2 separate regions of the Mus musculus genome follow, and region 2 is linked to region 1. A link is a loop called in an ENCODE intact Hi-C map of the cell type or tissue named here. Cell type or tissue: heart. All regions are shown on one strand. Links, peaks and the distances in the headings refer to the core of each region. The heading gives the core; the rest is flanking DNA. Region 1 has its middle 58 kb from the start of Eprn. Region 2 overlaps Eprn (ephemeron, early developmental lncRNA).

The links. A loop is a pair of places that touch in the nucleus more often than their neighbours do. Peaks named below come from ENCODE experiments on the same cell type or tissue, not always from the same donor. Only the 100,000 strongest peaks of a DNase experiment are listed, where the experiment ranks them.
Region 2: a loop joins it to region 1, with 2.4 times the contacts of the local background. A loop is called at or near these places in 1 of 42 quality-filtered maps.

What each region holds. Positions count from the first base shown.
Region 1 is chr13:73,404,342-73,407,254 of GRCm38, reverse strand. No RefSeq gene overlaps it. Among named protein-coding and RNA genes, the nearest start is that of Eprn, 58 kb to the right of the region's middle. In heart, for the core only: a CTCF peak has its summit at 1,294; no DNase peak of the experiment used is centred there; H3K4me3 peaks cover 816 bases; H3K27ac peaks cover 577 bases; H3K27me3 peaks cover 400 bases.
Region 2 is chr13:73,343,888-73,346,800 of GRCm38, reverse strand. It overlaps Eprn (ephemeron, early developmental lncRNA), which reads left to right. Exons shown (of 3, transcript NR_045293.1): 2 at 1-305; 3 at 1,563-2,136. Among named protein-coding and RNA genes, the nearest start is that of Eprn, 2.0 kb to the left of the region's middle. In heart, for the core only: a CTCF peak has its summit at 1,157 (motif pointing left); no DNase peak of the experiment used is centred there; H3K4me3 peaks cover 670 bases; H3K27ac peaks cover 1,434 bases.

The DNA.
Region 1 (2,913 bases), core at 251-2,750:
TGAGGACAGGGATCATGGTATCTGCAGGACTGCAGAGAAAGGGTGAAGTCCAGTGGGCCCCTACAGTGGCCAGCAGATGAGTGGAATAATAGCCTTCCCTGAGGTGCCCCTACCCTGCTAGAAGGCAAGAAGCTTGGTGTGCAGCCAAATGCCCAGCCAGGGGGGTCTCAGAAAAGAAGAGAGAAAACTGTGCAAGGCTTTTCTCACTTTCAGACTTAAGAGGTTCTTAAATGCAACTGTTTCACTTTTGGATGTTATAGACCAGCAGGGGACATAACTGGGTTGTAGCAGACAATTGTGTTCAAACTTGATAAGCTCAATTCAGTCCTCCAAATTGGACTGACTGAAAGCTTGGTGCCAGTGCCCGGAAGAAAAGATGCTTATTCATTCCTTAGCTTGCTCATCCATCCATCCATCCATCCATCCATCCATCCATCCATCCAGTCCTGGGACAGTGTCCACAGGCAGGGCTGGGAGCCTACTTGTTCCAAAGAGAATCCAAGCATGTTTGTAGCTGCCTGGCAGGTGTGGGGACTGAGATCAGAGTCTGAGAGTTCTGGAAGGGTAAGAAAGGGTCGGCAGGAGTTCCATGAGAAAGTGGAAAGCAGGGACCGGCTTAGTATTCAGTTAGACCCGGGAGGAAAGCAATATATACAAACAATCAGCAACTGAGGATCTCTTAGGGGTTCCAAGAGGAGGACAGAGGGAGAGAAGCAGGGGGTGATGCCGAATCCAAGCAGAAGTGAGGGCAGCGGAACCCCAGGATAGAGGGAAGTGCAAGGGCTATGGGCCACAATAGCTGGGCCCTAGAGCCTGTGAAACTGTCCAAAGCGGGAGCAGTCAAGGATGCCCACTACAGGCTAGTGGCAAGGTGCTCAAGGCAGGCTGGGATCCAGGCAGCTGGAGTGGAGAAAAGAGTCTTGAGGGGTGGAGCAGCCCTTCTACTCCACAGTCTTTCAGCAGTCCAGGAGGGGAACCGAGGGACCACGTTTACCTAGCCTATGACCTCAGGCAAAGGATCTAGGGATTGGAAGTTGGCAGGGACCTCCCCCTGCTCCAACCAGCTTCGGAAACTACTGGCTCACATTCCACTCAGAGTGGTCCTCTCCTTTCCGGTAGAGCGTGGCCGGCCTGGTCTCCAGAGTAGGGGTAGGAGTATCAATTGCGACTTTGCCCACTTCCCTATGAAAGGGATTCTGGGGAACAGTCTCCTCCTTTTTCCAAAGACCCACAATCAGGGCATCCCCTCGAGAGTCTCAATCTGCCTGCAGAATGACCTCCCCTCGCCCGCCCAGCGGTGGCGCCCTTGCTCTGGGAACGTGGAACCCTGAGGCTCTGACGCAGGGTCTGGCTCCAGTTACGTACTGACCTTAGGGTGTCAGGTTGCAGGAGACTGGAGGTCTGTGGCTGAGCTTGTCCCAGGACAGTTTTTCAGTGGTGGGAAGAGACGGGTCAGAGTACCTGTCAAGAGAAACCCTGTCACTTCCCACAGGCAATTTTGCTAACACTCTCCATTTCTCAGCCTAGTTGAAGATCATCTCGTAATCGGTAAAGGAGATTCCCACCCATATCCCAGTATAGCTGCCTCACCCCAATTGGACCTACAGCAGCAGTTCTCAACCTGTGGGTCACAACCCCCCCCCCCCAGTGCCACATATCAAATATTTATGATTCATAACAGTAGCAAACCTACAGTAATAAAGTAACAAAGACATATTTTATAGTGGGAGGGGGGTCACCACAACATGGAAAATTGTATTAAAGGGTTGCTGAAGCATTAGAAAGGTTGGAAACCACTGGCCTGCAGACTTTGTGGCAAAGATTCTGTCTTAGTCAGGGTTTCTATTCCTACACAAACATCATGACCAAGAAGCAAGTTGGGAAGGAAAGGATTTATTCAACTTACATTTCCACATTGTTCTTCATCACCAAAGGAAGTCAGGACTGGAACTCAAGCCAGGTCAGGAAGCAGGAGTTGATGCAGAGGCTATGGAGGGATGTTACTTACTGGCTTGCTTCCCCTGGCTTGCTCAGCTTGCTCTTTTATAGAACCAAGACTACCAGCCCAGGGATGGCACCATCTGCAATGGGCCCTCCCACCCTTGATCACTAATTGAGAAAATGCCTTGTAGCTGGATCTCATGGAGGCATTTCCTCGAGAGGGGCTCCTTTCTCTGTGATAACTCCAGCTTGTGTCAAGTTGACAGACAAACCAACTGGTACAGATGCCTAGGCTCTTACCTGGCCCCAAGAATCCCCACCTGTATTGCACTTTTGCTTCAGCATACACCTGGGCCCTGCAGACAAGCCTCCCCTGCTCAGGTCACACTAGGCTCACTGATGTGCTTGCAGAGGTGTCTCTAGTTAAAGACTTGGTTGTCCCCTGGACTCTTGACTTGCATGCTGGGTCTTACAGGTGGAGTGACCTGAAGTTTGGTTATTAAAGACTAAAGTTAAGGATGAGTCCTATAAGGCCTGTCCATCAGCCCAGCAGGAGGAAGGTGACAGGTGGGTTCAGCCTTCACCTATCCTAAGCCCCAAGTGTCGACCTGATGCACTAGAATAGGACTGCCCCTCTGCTACTTGGGGCTGTATGGCTTGGGACAGAGGCCGAGGGACCAGAAGACCACTGCCCTGCAGGGGAGGAGACTGGAGAAATCTCTAGCTGGTTTCTATTCACTGAAAATAAGGTGATCTTTCTCCCTGGACTAGAGTCTTGTGGAAAAGGACAGCTAAGTGTGGCATGTGTCTGTAATCCCACTTCTCAGGAAGCTGAGGCAGGAAGATGGTTGCAGGTTCAAGGCCAGCCTGGCCTGGTCTACACAGCAGGCTAACCAGGATTTCATATGTGACCTTGTCTCAAAAAAAGAAACAACAATCAGAAAAGGAAGGAGCAGGTGTTGGCTTGGGAAT
Region 2 (2,913 bases), core at 185-2,684, 60 kb after region 1:
CCTCAACACACCGGAAAAGCAAGATATGGATTTAAAAATCACATCTCATTATGCTGATAGAGGATTTTAAGAAGGACATAAATAACTCCCTTAAAGAAGTACAGGAGAACACAAGTAAACAAATAGAAGCTTTAAAGAGGAAACAAAAATCCCTTAAAGAATTTCAGGAAAACACAACTGAACAGATGAAGGAATTAAACAAAACCATCCAGGATCTAAAAATGGAAGTAGAAACAAAAAGAAATCACAAAGGGAGACATCTCCCCGGATTTTAATGGAACAGCTCTCTTAGACAATCTTAGTTTGTGAGTATTCCTTTATTTGGGGTGGGTTTGCATGCATACACCCCTGGATAGTGGGAAGGGGTTCTTCTTAGGGTTAAGTTTCATTGGAGTTTAAAGTACTGTGAATGTCTCCTTTGTGTGGAAAGGCATTCCAGGAATTCCAGATATGTGCAGGGCAAGTTTGGGGTTGGGGCAAGGGTGGGGGAGGGAGGACTATGTGACATTCTTCAGGTAGAAGATTGTGGGTCAGAGGTCGGGTTCCCCAGATCGGGCAGAGAAGAAACCCACCTAAGAAAATGGAGTCCTACATATTGTATCAAGCTCAAAGGAGCTATCTGCACAGGATAGACTATAATTTTGGTAGCAAGAAGCAACAAATAGGGTGTTACATATTCTAGAAGATACAGACTTTACAAGATCGAAACACAGAGTTTAAAGTGAGAATAACAAGGTTCTAACTGTTGATGGTCCCAGAGAGGGCGAAAGTCAGGAGAACCAGGGCCATATTTGTTCCAGGAGATTCCTCTTCAAGGTCTGATCCCTTGGATTGTAAAGCAACAACAAAATCATACCGATGACAGAGCAGATTAAAAGGAAGATAGGATAAGATTTTAACCACTGAATACTGAAAATGTCAGATGAAAAAGTCGTGAGAAAGACAGAATTAAGTAAGGTTATTGTTACCGATTTAGATAAATCTACATCAATAGGCTTATATAAGTAAAGCCTATCTTGAGGGGTGGCTAGAGAGATCGTTCAGTGGTTAGGAGCACTTCCAAAGGACCAGGGCTTAGTTCAGTACCCACGTGGCAGCTCATAACCATCTCGAACTCCAGTTCCAGGGATCTGGCACCCTCTTCTGGCCTCCAAGGGCATTGCCCTCACATGACATACTGCCATATCTGTAGGCAAATGTAAAGATAAATAGAACCTATCTTTGTATTATACCTGGAGTGGTTGTGTTTGTCCTATCTTGTGTGTCAGTAGACCATACACAGGATTTAATAGGAAGGCCTGTACGTGTCCTAAATTATTGTCTCTTTTGAAGTTTAGTTTAGTTTTTATTTTGTATTTTATTGCTATACTTTACTGCTGGGTGTTTAAGAAGACTTGAAGATATTGTCCCCAGGGGTTGTTTGGAATTGGGAGGAGCTATGCTTCCTTCAGTCTTTCCTTTACCAGTTAAGCCCTCTGCTAGGATGAGTCAGGCTCTGATTAACCATGCTGCTTCTTTAAAGATAAGGGAACATGTCCGTCCATCTGTGTTCCTCTTTGCAGAATTTGCACTGGTTAGAGTCTACTGTCTGGTCTCCTTGGTTTCTCTAGTCCAGAGGATGGGCAACCCACACGGAGATACAAGACCATTTGAAAGATGCCTGATTGAAAGATTGGATTGAGCTGCCGATTCCTGTGAGCTGTACTGCTGATGTCCTGACAATGCAGATTGGATTTGCTCCAAAGAACTATTTCTAAACAGGTTCTTCTTTGCCCTATTAATCTTTCCTTCCCACTACCTCTGGTGTGGTGGGCTAGAAGGGACATTAAAACATTTAAGAACAACAACCCTCGAACTGTGAGGCTGTCAGCTTCAGACAAGAGAGACTATTTACTTAAATGGCCAATTTTTGTTTAAAATGGCCACTCAAATTAAAAGGAAAAGTGAGGATCTGGAGAGAGGCTCAGCAGTTAAGAACACTGACTGATCTTCCAGAGGACCAGAGATCAATTCTTAGCAGCCACATGGCGGCTCACAACCATCTGTAACGGGCTCCCATACCGTCTTCTGGTGTGTCTGAAGATAGCTACATTGTACTCATTTATTATAAAATAAATAAATAAATCTGCTCTTCCGAAGGTCCTGAGTTCAAATCCCAGCAACCACATGGTGGCTCACAACCAACCGTAATGAGATCTGACGCCCTCTTCTGGTCTGAAGTCAGCTACAGTATTTATGTATAATAATAAAAAAAGTGAAAGTGGGCGAATTCCTTTGGATCTAATGCTAAAGGAACATACTTTAAGCTCTGGGGAATTACCTTTGTGCCCATGGGGACCGGGCTGTCTACAGTAAGCAACAGCAAGGAACTGAGAGCAGCAAGGACAGAGAAAACCAGACCAAAGTAAAACATGGGCTTCAGTTCACTAGCAACCTTGAGAAGGGAAACATTGCCTTTAGCCTGACTTGATTCTACCTTTCAGGAAGGGGAAATGGAAGTTAGCCTTCATGCGAGGGTCCAGACAGTCTGGCTTTTTTTTTTTTTTTTTTTTGACTTTGCTGCTGCACTGTTTTGCCCTGTATTCTTTGGGTTTATAGGTGTAAGACCCAGCTTCAAACTCTTGTCCTATTAGGGACTGTCCCTGTAGAGACAAGAAGCACAGGGCTACCACAGGAAGGTATCAGCATCCAAAGTCCACAGTTAACCTAATCTCCCCTTTCCCTACCCCAGAAATCTTCAGGCTGGGACCTCAGGTCTCTGGAGAAGTGATCTCAGGTGTGGAGGTCTTAAGAATTAGCGTCTGTAAAGTCTACTTTGGAGTCTTGTCTGATTGGATTCCTTGTTTTCATGAACTGGGTAGGCATCTGGGAAGGTTTACATAAAAAGGAAAAAAAATAGAGACGATTAGGATG